Regions from separate parts of the Homo sapiens genome. Here all the other regions are linked to region 2. The links are chromatin contacts, found by Hi-C or POLR2A ChIA-PET in ENCODE. All regions are on one chromosome and are shown on one strand. Each heading gives the region's core, a stretch centred on a gene start or an enhancer-like site at or near the end of the contact. The rest is flanking DNA. Distances are from core to core; before and after follow the strand shown. Region 1 overlaps LDLRAD4 (low density lipoprotein receptor class A domain containing 4). Region 2 holds the start of IMPA2 (inositol monophosphatase 2). Region 3 holds the start of CEP192 (centrosomal protein 192).

Region 1 (4,783 bases), core at 1,956-4,455, 1.6 Mb after region 2:
TCTGAGCAGGTGTTTGGAAGCTGTAGGTAATGGCCCAATCTCAGAGCCCAAGGGGATTCGGGTCTTTCCCCTGCAGACTGTGCTGCTGTCCTTGGTTGGTCCTTGAAGGGACCTGCATCGTACCTGAGGCTCTGTGCCAGTGGGGATGACGGGGGCTGATGTCTCTTCCCATGGGCTCCTATGGATTTGCCCTTCAGATGACCTGGTAGGGCTCTGAGTGACTGACTTAAAGACCTTCATAACGCCAAAGTGGCAAGATTTTGGAGACAGATTTGTGTCTCCTCATCCATGATTTTTGACTTTAATCTTTTCTGAGAAGACCAGAAATCAGAGAGTTTGTCTTCTCAGCCTCTCTGTGAAAGGATCTGCTGAGCTCAAGCTTCCCTTTTCAGCGTCAGCTTTTTAAGTTGAGAATAATAATTAAAGAAAACTCCAATCTCAATTCCAACATCAAGTGTCCATGAAGCTGTAGTTGTTGCTGTGGCTGAGAAGAAAGTAGAGAACAGAGTGCAGACCTGCGGTTGAAATGACTCTTGGAAGGGCTTGCAGGTGACCTGGGAGCTAGCAGGTGCCTAACACTGTGGCTCTCTTGGCACAAAACAACTTCAAGCCTGTGTGAAATAAAGGAAAACCAGGAGCCTCGTTCTGATTTTTATGGAGACACATCTGTGTGACCTTAGGAAGGTCTCCCAAGAGCTCTGGGTTTGTTTCTTCCCCTGTGAATTGGCTTATGATGTGTCACTTGGCCTTACAGGTATGTAAAGCTCCCCAGTTACCAGATCTTACTGTCTCAGGGAACATCCTGCAGATATTCAGGGCCCACACTGGAGCTATTCTTCAGGTTCCACGTTTGAAAGGTTGAAAGGCGTTAAGAGCGTGACATGAAATGAGTGGGTGAATTTATTTTTAGGAAACAATATATAGGTAATTAGTTTTGGAAATGGGCTTCCGTTAACTTATCACCCCTTACTCTTTTCTGGGGCATCATCCAGTTATTTTTCCTCAGTCATAGAATTTGGGGCTTTTGAAAATGTCTCTTCGAGAAATAGACACACACCTTGCAACTCCTTAAGATCTTGCCCTTGTAATTAAATTTTTGAGCACCATTTTTATATAGGAGTAAATGAGATAATTAAGAGATATTTCAAGAAAGAGAAGTATATGAGAAAATAAATGGTTTCTGCTGCGTGATTAAACACTGCAGCTGAGACCTTGATGAGCAGTCATTTGTTGGAAGTGTACTTCATCATCGGGAGTGGTGTCCTGATTATCGTTCAAGAAACATGTTGGGAGAAGGCAAAGACGGACGTGATGACACCTGTGCAAAGACGGACGTGATGACATGTATGCCGAAGCGTGTCTTGACTCAGTGTAGGATTGATACCAACATCTCTTGGATGTTGTGGGATATGGAGCATTAAAATATACAATAATTTATGCTAGTGGTGCAGTGTAATGAGGACTTGCTGTGAATCTCAAATCGATTTCGGAGAAGCTGAACCTAATGTTTTCCTGATTGTCAAACCCTCCAGTAATGATTATAAATAACCACTGTTTTCTTTATATTAGAGAAAACCTAAAAGAAAAACCAAACATGTTCAACAATGAGCAACAGTACAAAAGAAAAAGTACAAAGTCTAGCATATCCAATAACAATTATTAGCTAATTAATTTTACTTGACCACCTGGTGTTGGAGGCATCCCTCTCCTCTCTGGCATGGTAGAGTGAGAACTTCCTGGTCCTATAGATCCAGGCCCAAATCGTGGTCCTGACTCAGTGTTTTTAAGATAATGTGTCCTTGGACAAGTTGCTTGATGTCTCTGAGTTTCCATTTCCTCATCTGTGAAAGGTGATCATCACACCTGCTTTTATAGGTAGATGTGGCTTGCTGTGAGGGTAAATGACAGTGCAGCTGTGTTTGGTAGAGGGACTGTCATGGAATCACCATCCTTGATCCCGGTGACCCAGACTGGCCACCTTGAGGCTTTGAAACTCTCAGCCAGCTCTGCCAACCTACATCAGTGAGACCTCAGCCTGCCTCGTTTCTCCACTCCCTTAACTAGGTCCATTACTTTGAAATTTGTTATCAATGAATTTGTTTACATTTTTTAAATTTTAATATATTTAATTGACAAAGATTGTCTCTATCCTGTGTATACAATGTGATTATTTGATACATGTATATACATTGTGGACTGATGATGACAGTCAGGCTCACATGTTCACCACCCACGCGGTCCGTCAGAGCCTCAGAACTTGTTCATCTTATAACTGAAAGTTCGTACCCTTTGACTAACATCTCCCCATCGTCCCTAATGGCCCAGCCCCTGGAAACCCCCATTCTACCCTCTGCTTCCGTGAGTTCCACTTTTTTAGATGCAACATGTGAGATTTAAAAAAATATCCAGTGAAGGCTGTCGATGGGACATTGATGAACCTGGGGGCTATGTGAGCTCTGGGCTGGCGCCTACCCCTCCCACCCAAGGAATCTCTGCTTCCCGGGCTGTGCCCTCCTGTGTGATCTGAAGTAGGGAAGTGGTATACTAACTTTTGGAAACATTCAGCTGCCAAGTTTCCTCTGCTGCAGGCTTTAAATAGATCCAACTGAGAAAGGAAGGTAGAGCTTGAACCAACTGCCACCCTCTATATAGAGACGGTTGTCGCCTGGTCTAGTGTAACAAATAGAGTTCTTTGTTAGAAGAGGAAAGAAACTTAACCCCTCATTTCCCATTTCTGATGATTTAGGGACAGACCTGATGGTTTACCAAAGATACACCTGAAGCTTTACTATTTCTTGTCACTCTATATTTTTTAGTAAAACTTATTTTTATCTTTGGAGATGACAGGCATCTTTGTTTTAGGGATAACTAATTATGCCTGTAGAGAACATGAGCATGTTCACAACCCCCAATTAATCTTTAACCCAGAATCCATAGAGCGTTTTTTAGGCTGACAGTTAGACCCAGTTTAATTGTGGATGGATGGTAGGATTCCAGACACTTCAGATGAAAATCCATCCAGCCATGCCTGTGGATGCCCCTTGGAAGGAGGTTGGAGCTTGGGCCACTGAGAAGGTGGATATTGCATGTCCTGACTCCCCAGATCTGTTTACACAACAGCGATTTTCCGGATAGAGTAGCACAAGGAAGGAAGTGAAAGGGGGATAGTCTTCATTTGCGGAGGGTGAGTCTAGGGAGCAGAATGGACATGTTCTGCAGCTTTGCCATGTGACTCCTTTCAGCACAACAGAAAACATACAGGGCACAGAGCTTCCTTACTGAATGCCTCAATGGTCACGACATTAATGCGTCAGCAGGACTGGAGGATGGCAGCTAGGAGTGCTGATAAACGGGAGGCTCCGTCCTTCTCATACATCAATAAACACTTAAGTGCCTGGCAAATGCCTGGCCCCACGGGAGATGTAGAAGCCACAAGACCGACCCCTGTTCTCAAGGATCTTTAAACAGATGGCCTCTAAAGGCCCCTCAGTGATTCTTGAGCTATGGTTTAAACCCCCACAGCTAGGTTAGAGCTGGGCCATTTTCTTTTTAAAAAATTATTTTTATTTTGCTATTATTTACATTTTTTAAGAGAGTCTCTCTCTCTCTCTCTCACCTAAACTGGAGTGTGATGGTATAATTATAGCTCACTGCAGCCTCAACCTCCTGAGCTCAAGTGGTCCTCCCAACCCAGCCTCCCAAAGAGCTGGGACCACAGGTATGCACCACCACACCTGGATAATTGTGGTTTTTTTGTAAAGATGGGGGTCTCACTTTGTTGCCCAGGCTAGTCTTGAACTCCTGGCCTCCCAAATTGTTGGTATTATAGGCGTGAGTCGACAGGCTCCGGCATAGGCCATTTTCAAACTCCCAGATTCTCTCCCTTTTGATGCTTTTTGCTGATAATTATAGAAATTTTACTTTCCTTTTTCCCTCCTAAATGGAGCAGTATTCTGGTTTGGAGGATGGCTGCTATTCAAGTAGTCCTTGTCAGAAGCAAGCCTATGTTGTTGTATCTAAAGGTAAATTGCACATCTCTGGCAATTTTCCTTGCCAGCGCGTATACTGAAGCCATCCCCAGCGCTCGCCTTTGCCAGGTGGCCAGGCCTCAGGGTGGGGCTTGCTTGTCTTTCCCCTCTGCTAAGACCTGCATACTTAGTGCTCTGAGAACCTTTCCTCGCCTCACCTGCTCTCCTTGGTTTTTCTGTTTTTGAGAATGGAAAAAGTTCATTTTTGTGTTCCCATTTTCTAAAAAAAAAAAAAAAAAAAAAAAAAACTCACAAAAAAGCCCAAGCCTTTGTGGGGTCTGAGTCGTGGCGAGTGCGGCAGGTGAGGGTGCGCAGACCCACGACCCCGCCTCTGCGCTGCCGCCCCCCTTCCTCCTGGCGGGGCCGTGAGTCTGGAAACCATTTCCCTTCATTGCCTTGGCAGTGCTCCAGCCCTCCCGTGATGATTTCCCTGTGGCTGGTCGGGGGTCATTCAAGTCCAGGTGTGCCTTGCTCTTTAGGCATGATTTAGATTGGAATCTCCTGCCTTCTCTGAAGAACGAGTGCTTTCTGTCCATACCTCCTGCCTCCCCAAAGAAAAGAAAAAAACAGACATTAAAAGTGAGGCTCAGCCAGCAGGAATTTATAGTCAGAGTTGCCCCATGCATGTCAATTATGCTTACCTTACAATTTTAGAACACGGAGTATGTATTTCACCCTGTATGCCCTTGTCTGGAAAATAAAGGTAATTAAATCTCATGCCGTCATGATTTGAACCCAAAACAGCAATGTAAAAC
Region 2 (4,290 bases), core at 645-3,144:
AGGCTGGAGCGCAGTGGCGCCATCTCGGCTCACTGCAACCTCAGCCTCCCAGGTTCAAGGGATTCTCCTGTCTCAGCCTCCCGAGTAGCTGGGATTACAGACACCTGCCATCACGCCCAACTAATTTTTGTATTTTTAGTAGAGACGGGGTTTCACCTTGTTGGTCAGGCTGGTCTCGATCTCTTGACCTCGTGATCCGCCCGCCTCGGCATCCCAAAGTGCTGGGATTACAGGCGTGAGCCACCGCACCCGGCCTCTGTCTTAAACATCATAAAAACATAAGAACCCAAAAAAGATGGAGGGGAGTGCGCCCTTAGCTGCCCCAAACTGGCGTGGTGGGAGGCAGGGCAATTGGTCTAGTTTTCTGAGCCGTAGGATTAGGGCTCTGGGTGAGGCCAGAGTCCCTAAAGTTGTACCCATATCTGCGTGTTTGTATTTCCTGTTTGTAATTCCTCCTGTTTGTACTTTTTGTCTCTTATACGGTACACTTAAAGTTTCTCCACAAGGTGTTTCAGCATAAAGTACTCAAAAACTAAAAACGTTTAATTTCATTATTAGGTTAAGTGTGTAAAAAATGCCCCATCAAGGTTCTTGTACAAACTCCCATTATTCTCCCAGACTCCGAAGTGGCACTCCAGAATAATTTTACGTGGGTTAGCATCTTTTATAAAACGGGCAGGCAGAGCGGCTTATGAAATTAACCTTGGAAACCACGCGGCCACTCTTTCGGGAAATGCCTCCTATTTATGTTTACATGGGCCAGCAAGAGAATCCAAGGTTGGAAAGGTCATTCCTCACTACAGAGGCTCATCGCAATCACAGTTCCGTCTCCAAATTCGAGTTTTGGGTGTGAAGAGTTTATAAAGTCCAGCCGCTGTCCTCGCAGTGTTTGGGGTTAGCGGAGGGAGAGCTTGTTTGCGACCAAACTTGCCGCGCGGGGCGGCCGCTTGCAGGAACACTGCGGCCTTGTGCGCTCGGCGGTCTGAGCTCCTGCGAGGCCGAGAACGACGCCTAGCGCCCAGCGGCCTCCGCGAACAAAAAGCGACCGGTCGGAAGGTGCTGGCCCAGCCGCCCCTGGCGCTCGAGCCCGAATCCGGCCACAGACCATGAAGGGACGCCCGGCACCACGTGCGCGGGGATCCGCGGACGGGACGCTCCCCGGCACCTCCGGGGCTGGGCCGGCACCGCACGGTCCCACCCAGACAGTAGCTGCCCCGGGCCCCCAAAACAGCCGCTCCTAGCTCCTCCCTCCCAGCTCTGCGGTGGCCCAAGCCGCCCTCCGCGCGCTTGACCCAGAACAGTACGGAGTTCTGCACGAGCCGGGGGTGGGGCCTGTCTCAGCGCGCGGCGGTGGGGCGGGGCTTGGACACGGGCCCGGCTCAACTTGAGGGAGGCGGGGCTCGAGGCTCAGAGGAGTTGGAGCCCGCTCTGCGCGCTGCGGGACGGGGCACGGCGGAGCAGGGTTGGGTCCGCCTCGAGCGGGGAGGGTGATGCTGCACCACAGGGGCGGGGCTGGAGGTAAAGCGCGGAGCGGAGAGGGACCAGGCTCGGCACTGATTTGTGTTCAGGGCTAGCCCAGAGGGGCGGGGCCAGGTACGGGGCGCAGCCGGGAGCGGGAGGGGCGGTGCAGGACGGGGCCGGGCACGGCGCGGGAAGAGGCCAGGAGCAGCAACGGGTGCGGGGCGGGGCCGGGAGCGTCAAGGGGCGGGGAAGAGGGGGGAATGGGCGGGGCCGAGCTCTGCGAGGGGCGAGGTGGGGAATGCAGAGCGGGGCCGGACGCGGGAGCAGGGAGCTGGGCGGGGAGCGGGGCGGGGAGCTGGGCTGGGCTCGGCACGGGGCGGGGCGGAGGGTGGGGAGCGGAAAGCAGGACGCACGGCTCCCGCGGCCCGCTGGCTGCCCTTCCCGCCAGCGCAGGTGTGGGACGGGCGGCGGACTAGGCACAGAGCTGCGGGAGCAGGCACAGGGAGTGTGGAGCCTGGCGGCGGGACGGCGGGATCCGGTGGGAGCCGGAGTCCCGCCGAGGGGGGCTGGAGGTGGAGGGGCCCGGCGAGGCCGCGATGAAGCCGAGCGGCGAGGACCAGGCGGCGCTGGCGGCCGGCCCCTGGGAGGAGTGCTTCCAGGCGGCCGTGCAGCTGGCGCTGCGGGCAGGACAGGTGAGCGCCACGGCTGGGCTCGGAAGTCCGGGCGGAGCAGAAGCGCGTGGGCCTTGGGAGCCGCCTGGAGTGGCGGGGTCCTGGCGCGCAGCCGGCGGGCGCCCAGGGTCCGCACCCGAGGGCGCGGGGCGCGGAGCGGTGAAAGGAGCCTTTGTGCTGGTGTCCTGGACACACCTCCCGCGCCCTTCTCCAACTCCCGGAGCCCTGGCGGCGAGCCCCTCTGCTTTGGAGTTCAGCGGCTAACGTGACCTTTGCGTTTGAGTGAGTGGTCAGAATGTAGAAATCTCTCCAGGGGTAGCGTACGGGGCTGTTGATTTTTAAGGACCTATGAACGGATTCAGCTCGCGGTAGGAAGCCCGGGGCTAAGCCCCAGCCGCGTGGGGATCTGGCTGGGCTGCCGTTTGATTGTCCTGGCTGCAGCATCCTCAACCCAAACTTACTCTGACCCACACCCTGAAAGTGGCTCAGCTCCGCGACGGCCACGGACTCAGAGTTCAGGAGGAACTTGTTACACTGCCCGGAAGGATGAAAACCGAGCCGCAGAGCTACCGAAAACCAGCGAGCAGAGTTTAAAATGGAGTGCAGTTCCTCTCTTCTCTTTTTCATTTTTGTGATTGTTCCTTCCACTTTCCTCAGTACCTTTAGCAGTGCCTGACACACCGACGGTAGTGGTAGGCAAGCGAGTGTTGGTTCTCCCAGGACTGTAAGATGGCTTACTCCATGTTTGTCTCTTAGGATGTGATTGTGGGCCGGGCGCAGTGGCTCACGCCTGTAATCCCAGCACTTTGGGAGGCCGAGGCGGGTGGACCACTTGAGGTCAGGAGTTCGAGACCAGCCTGACCAACATGGTGAAACCCCGTCTCTACTGAAAATACAAAATTAGCTGGGCATGGTGGCGCGTGCCTTAGTTCCAGCTATTTGGGAGGCTGAGGCAGGAGAATCACTTGAACCTGGGAGGCGAAGGTTGCAGTGAGCTGAGATCGCGCCATTGCACACCAGCCTGGGCAACAAGAACAAAACTCCGTCTCAAAAAAAAAAAAAAAAAGTGATTGTTTTCGGGGATTTTAGAGACAGGAGGTGTGCTGAGAGCAGATTGGCCTTTTATATTCAAACATTTGTTTTCTTTTTTGAGGTCTGACAGTCCGAAAATGCTCTACCAGTTTCCCTAGATGTTGAAATCGGACTGTTATCAATCTTAAATTTGAAGTGAGTCGTCATAAAGTGGATAGTGCTTTACCTTGGTGCAAATCCTCTAATCCTGTTTAAAAATTAATCTGCAATACTAAGTAGACTCATTTTTTGTTGAAGGGCCTTCCTTCCCTTTGTAGTTTGAAGAACCCAAGCCTCAGACCGTAAAGAATGAATGAATTTAAGAGTGTTGCGAAACTCCACCCTTTGACCTTTCCCTCCTGTAGGAAAAGGAGGACCCTAAACCTTCCTGCAAGGCAGATGAAGCTTGTAGCTTCAGTGCAAGCGTTCTTCCTGGAAAGCAGAGCTGCTGTGTGCATGGAACACGGGTTCTCCTTCCATCCTTCCCTGCCTCCCAGCTTTCCTTCCAGAGCAAGCATCAGCCAGATATTTAGGAACTTTTAGGTTCTACTGTAAAACTTTTCTTCCTTGAGGCAGTGAAAAGCCAGCTTAGGATTCAGACATTGCTGTGTAAACCCTGGCGAGCTAAGTTAGGAGTTTCTGTGGTTTTCAAATTTAGATCCTTGAAGAAACAGAAGATTTTAAAATTTTATGTTATTATTTAACAAATGTGCATAAAGAGCTTGCAATAGAGCAGGAACAGTTCTAAGGCTCCTATGACTTTTAACTTAAGAGATATTTTATGTTTTTGCAACTTGCCAGCAACAAAAAAAGCTTTTTTTAAACGCTGGAGAGGGTTGCAATAAAGATGCTGCCATTAGGAGTCCGGTCAGGAAGCCCGGGCCGCCCGGGGCTCCCCCTCAGGCATTATGCTGATGCTTCCTGCCTGCCGGGCAGTGCTGAGGGAATGGCCTGAAGGTCTGCTGCTGGGACAAACAGAAGCCACACGAGGTCATCGGAACCTGTGTAAAGAGGGACAGATTGTCTTCTAATGCAATCGGGGGCTGACTGGAGAAAACATATCCTTTAGCCAGATGACCTGGTTCGG
Region 3 (4,820 bases), core at 1,844-4,343, 1.0 Mb after region 2:
GGCTCACTGCAGCCTTGAACTTCCGGGCTCAAGCGATCCCCCCACCTCAGTCTCTTGAGTAGCTGGGACTGCTGGTGCACGCCACCATGCCCTGGCTATTTTTTTAAAATTTTTTTTTAGTGAGGGGTCTCACTTTTTGCCCAGGCTGGTCTCAAACTCCTAGGCTCAATCCATCATCCCACCTTGGCCTCCCAAAGTGCTGGGATTACAGGCATGAGTCACCTCACCTAGCCTATTCATTTTAGTTTAAGGAACATTTGAGTTTTATTGTCTAATAATCAAAGTGTTTTGTCTCTAAAGTTAGCATTTCAATGTAAATATCTTTTTCAAATAATTCTCAAAGGTCTTCCTCTGGTTAAATGACTTGCTAGGCTTGTAGCCTTATGGAGGATCAAACAAGAAGTCTTAATGCTGAATCTAACCCAGAATTAAGAAGCCATGTCTTTGAGCTTTCAGACATAGAGGTACCTTGGGTAAGAATGGAATAATGAAATTGAGACCATTCTCCAGTTTAATTTAGTGAATCCTGAGCATCTACCATGTGCAAGATACTGTGCCAAACACTGGGGTATGTAGAAAAATAGGTAGTCTGCACACAAACTTACACTCGTGGGAGAAGGCATTTTTAGAATTTACAAAAGGTAATGGGTTCAGCTTTGTAATAATGGTAGAAATTGTATAGTAGGCATAAAAGAGACAAGTTATTTGAGCTGGCAGAATTTGGAAGGGATGTCTGATTTCAATAGGTAAAAGAGGGCCGGGGTGTGTTTACGGAATAGGATATAAGTAACAGTCTGATGAAAGAGTAGGGTTCATTTAGGGAACTACTGGGACATTAACCTGAAATCATACCTTGTGGTTACATTGTAGAAGGTTTTGAGTATTGGCTGAGGCATACCACTTTAAGCAGTTGGTAAAAGGGGAGCTGAGAGATGTCTGAACTTAAAACTGGATAGGCCTCACTTCTAATTCCCTGGGAGGCACCCTGGTCATGGGGCCTCTGCAGGCTCTACTCAGTGTCTAAAGAGATTTGGAAATCACAGTGGGAGTTCTGTTCCTCCTTTCCAGTTGGCAAGTGAGGTGAGATACTGAGGTATAAGATAATAGCTAATGTTTGTTGAGTATTTCCATGGGCCATTATTTTTCTAGATACCTTACAGAAGTAGCTTTAAATCCTCACAGTAAGCCTCTGAGGCAAGCGCTTTAATTATCCCCACTTTACAGACAAGGAAACCGGCTGGTTAAAGCTACTTGCCCAAGGCTACACAGTTTGGAAGAGGGAGGTAGAGCCAGGATTCAGATCCAGGCAGCCTGGCGTCAGAGTCCAGGCTCTCCTGCTGCCGAGACTCTGAATCAGAGATCTCTGTTAATAGAGTCCTATCAGGTTACTGAGTGTTGTGGGGAGTGCTGTGGTGACTTGAGGATATTTATGGAGGAAGGACATTTATTAACAAGGATCTGGTGTGAGTGACAGTCCGGAACCTGTAGACACATTTAAGCAGTTCACCTCCAATGTGTGACCGCTTTGTAGAAAAAGAGGTTAAGAGAGGTCAGCTCTAGGGCTGAGCATTTGGCTTACTTTTTTGGGATTCAGAAAATCTTGAGATTTTCTGCATTTATCTTTGCTCACTGAGTGTGGACAAAGGTAGAATAAAGGTAATTACTCTTTGCAAATACCAAGGCTGCAGGGTTCCAAGAAGAGGTGTCGAACTGTGGAGATATCACTGAGTTTGACAATTAGGAGTCTATTCCTGATAAAGTTTTAAGGACCCAGCTAGACACCATGAAATGCGTCAAAATAAGGTGTAAAAAGTGGAAGCCTGGCTTCCTCTATGGAAAAAAAAGTGGAGACCATTAAGGGAAGGAAACAAGAATGGTCATTAGGTGATGAAACAGAATCAAGGAAGGGGTGTGTGTGGGTGTGTGGTTTGAGTGGTGTTTGTGTGTGGAGGGTGTGTGTGGTGTGTGGGTGATGTGTATGTGGGTGTGTGTTGTGTATGGATGTGTGTATACGTGTCACACACGTGTGTGTGGTGCATATGTGGGTGTGTGTGGTTTGTGGTGTGAGTGGTGTGTGTGGTGTATGGGTGTGTGGTGTGTGTGTTTGGGTAGAGAGGTGCTGCATTTTTGTAGGCAGAGAGAAGGAAACCAGTGGAGAGGATATCCAAGAATGACAGGTGAGCCATGTTTGCAGGAGGTAGAAAGTGGTCAAGTAAACAGACGTCTTTCCCCACCAAGTAACCTCAGGTCTAGGGACTTCTAAACTTTGCGTTTTCCCTCTTCTTTCCTCCAAGGTGCGCCGGACATCTTTCAGTAACTTGAACGAAGTTAAGGAGTTAGCTTTGGAAAAGAGGGACTCTTTTCCCTCTGTGACTATATGGAATAAATTTTGAGATAAGGGACCTTACTGAAAAAGACTGAGATACATTTTGAGTGAAAGGCATGGTCTCAGTGAAGTAGTTAAGGGCCTGTGCCGAGCAGATGGCGGTGATGGGTTTTGTGGCCTAAGAAGGATGGAGAAAAGTAGGAAGCAATCGAGACAAAGCCTACTCTGTCACAAAGAGGCGACTAGATGTGGCGAAATGTCATGAAACTTGGATCCCGAGGAATTAGCTGATTGAAGGTGAAACCTGACGCCTTTCAGCGCCTACCAACAGGAAAGGTCTGCATCTGCCCACGGAAGGACGAAACCTATCGGGGGGGATTTGTTGGCGGGGGATACTTCTTTGCGCATAGAGTGACTGGCGGTGCCCTGGAGACCCAAACTGAATAAAGTAAGCATTATTTTCAAATTCGCCAAGACCTTGAAGGCGGCGCCAACGGGAGCCGTCCCCCGGGTCCCACGCAGCGCAGAGCTCCATTTCCTCCTCCGGACTCGCAGGGCGCGCGGCTTCCTCGCTTCAAATCCAGGAACGCGCTGTCCCCACCAATCACCGGGCTTCTTCCCGCCCCATGTCTTCCCGCTGTCCAATCAAAAGCCAGCTCAGTCTCCTCCCCTTGCCTGGTGCCGCGAACAGACGTAAACCAGAGGCGGGCGCGGTACGGCCGTTCCGGGCTCCAGCCGGTGCGGGGGCCACGCGCACGCGCACTTGCAGTGCCCTGGGACACCTCTTCAGTCCGTGGACTTTCCCGCTGCACACTGCCCTCCGAAGTCGGGGACGCGGGCTCGGTGAGGGGGGACGCTGGTGCCTCGGCCTGCGCCTAGGCGGGAGGCAGACGCATGCACCTTTGGCCTACGTTTCGGCTGCCGGACCGACGGGACAGTGACGGTTGGGCCGGGTGGGGGCGCAGGCTGTGGGGCGGCCTCAGGGCGCGAGCAAGGGGACTGCCGCGCTTCCCGCGCCTCTGCGCCTGGCGCAGCCTCTGAGCTGAGCTCCGCCTGGTTGGGATTAATTGCACGCCTCTGTGTCATCGGGCTTTGGCCGGGCGTGATGAGACAGACTGTTAGGGGATCACGTCCTTCTTTCCTCCCCTCTTGTCTGGGGACTTCCACCTCTTGAGGGACAGGCCCTCTCCGTGCTACCCTCTGGAGTTTCTTGCAGTGTGCTTGTGAAGTGACCGGTGATGTTTCCTTTATGTGCCCTGTGATGGGCGGTTCTGTTCCTCCTTTTTGTTTAAAATTCTGACCCAGGAAGTAACCTTGTTAACTTAACTTAATGCCCTTGTCTTCCGTTTACTCACTTGATTTGGTTTCTGCTAGGTTGCGTTCATTTATTCCTAATAGTTTACCTACATTCCTTGCCTATGATTTCATTATCAACAGAACGTGAAATGAGACGAATGTTAATACACTCTACTTTTACTTTGCTGTTACTTTCAGAGTTTGTTTAGTAAAACATGAGGACCTCTTCAAGTCAGTCGTTTGGAGAACAGCTGTTTATATGACCATATTTCCATTTGCTCTTACTATTTTGAGGTCATTCGACTGGCGTTTTTACTGCTCCAAAATCAACTTTTTCTCCAAATTTCAGTTTTCTAGGCAAAAACGGCAAGCCTTGAACAATAATATACCAAATGCCTACCTAGTTTTAAAGTATATCTTAAAGTGCCAAGAGTAAATGATGAGTTTTGGGGAAGTTTGACTCGGCTTTGGGTTCCACGGCGTGTGCTTTTAAATGTGTTTAATTGTATACATAGACCTACGATTAATGACTATAGTCAGTAATCTTTTATGTACCTAGGAATGTAATTAGTGAGTCCAGATGTGAAATTTGAGGTCACTACTTTAAGGAAATAGCAAGAGAAATTGCAAATATAGCCACTCAGTTCAAATAGGATAGAAGAAAAATATTGTCTTCACTTGAGATGATGGAGGAGGGGTGGGTAATGCAATAATGTGAGAAATTAAAGGAAATTTCCTTTAGGAATGTGTTATGTCCATGAATGGTTTACAAGTGTAATCTTTTCTGGAGAAGAGACTAGGTATTAGGTTACATCTTGAGGAATCTTCCCGTGGGTTTTGTTACCTTTGCACCCTTAGCAAAGCTCTGTTGAAGCACTTAACACTATCGTAGTTGACAGGGATTGTCAGCTCCCTGAGGGGAGCTGCCTTATTTATCTTTGCATTCTTGGTGCCAAGTAGAGGGTTCTTCATGGTTTGTGTTTGATAATGAATGTTGCATGAATGACCTTTGCATAATTTCTGAGTTTTCTTTGGATTAGGCCCTTCTAAATAGGGACAACTGTTGAAGAGTTTTCTATAAATTTTAATAGTTTACATGTCTGTATATGAATGAATAACTTAGTAATTACAAGGCTAGACTTGGGGAGGCTAGTTGGGAGACTCGTGTGATAGTTCAGAATAAAAAGTGATGGGCAAC

The links. A loop is a pair of places that touch in the nucleus more often than their neighbours do. ChIA-PET counts read pairs that join two places held with the same protein, here RNA polymerase II (POLR2A). Pooled maps may share reads with other maps.
Region 1: a pooled map shows a loop between it and region 2 (6-fold over the local background). The contact joins the enhancer-like site here to the promoter of IMPA2 in region 2. A Hi-C loop is called at or near these places in 1 of 37 single-sample maps with no recorded cell type and 3 of 50 pooled maps. POLR2A ChIA-PET finds 5 or more read pairs at or near these places in 1 of 52 experiments (OCI-LY7).
Region 3: a loop to region 2 is called in a map of ascending aorta, with 9 times the contacts of the local background. The contact joins the promoter of CEP192 here to the promoter of IMPA2 in region 2. A Hi-C loop is called at or near these places in 2 of 168 maps with a recorded cell type or tissue (ascending aorta and naive thymus-derived CD4-positive, alpha-beta T cell) and 13 of 50 pooled maps. POLR2A ChIA-PET finds 5 or more read pairs at or near these places in 2 of 52 experiments (Caco-2 and activated T-cell).

Annotation. Positions count from the first base shown.
Region 1 is chr18:13,560,331-13,565,113 of GRCh38, forward strand. The region is part of intron 4 of LDLRAD4 (low density lipoprotein receptor class A domain containing 4); the gene reads left to right. Among named protein-coding and RNA genes, the nearest start is that of MIR4526, 48 kb to the right of the region's middle. RefSeq lists enhancers at 2,140-2,189, 2,240-2,659. Within about 2 kb of position 3,206, at least 10 of the 41 ENCODE cell types and tissues checked have a DNase peak (open chromatin) inside an H3K27ac peak, as active enhancers do.
Region 2 is chr18:11,979,613-11,983,902 of GRCh38, forward strand. IMPA2 (inositol monophosphatase 2) reads left to right here and starts at 1,895. Exons shown (of 8, transcript NM_014214.3): 1 at 1,895-2,153. The coding sequence starts at 2,058. RefSeq lists silencers at 818-1,112, 953-2,432.
Region 3 is chr18:12,988,269-12,993,088 of GRCh38, forward strand. CEP192 (centrosomal protein 192) reads left to right here and starts at 3,094. Exons shown (of 45, transcript NM_032142.4): 1 at 3,094-3,169. RefSeq lists enhancers at 1,413-2,025, 2,416-2,795 and a silencer at 3,276-3,355.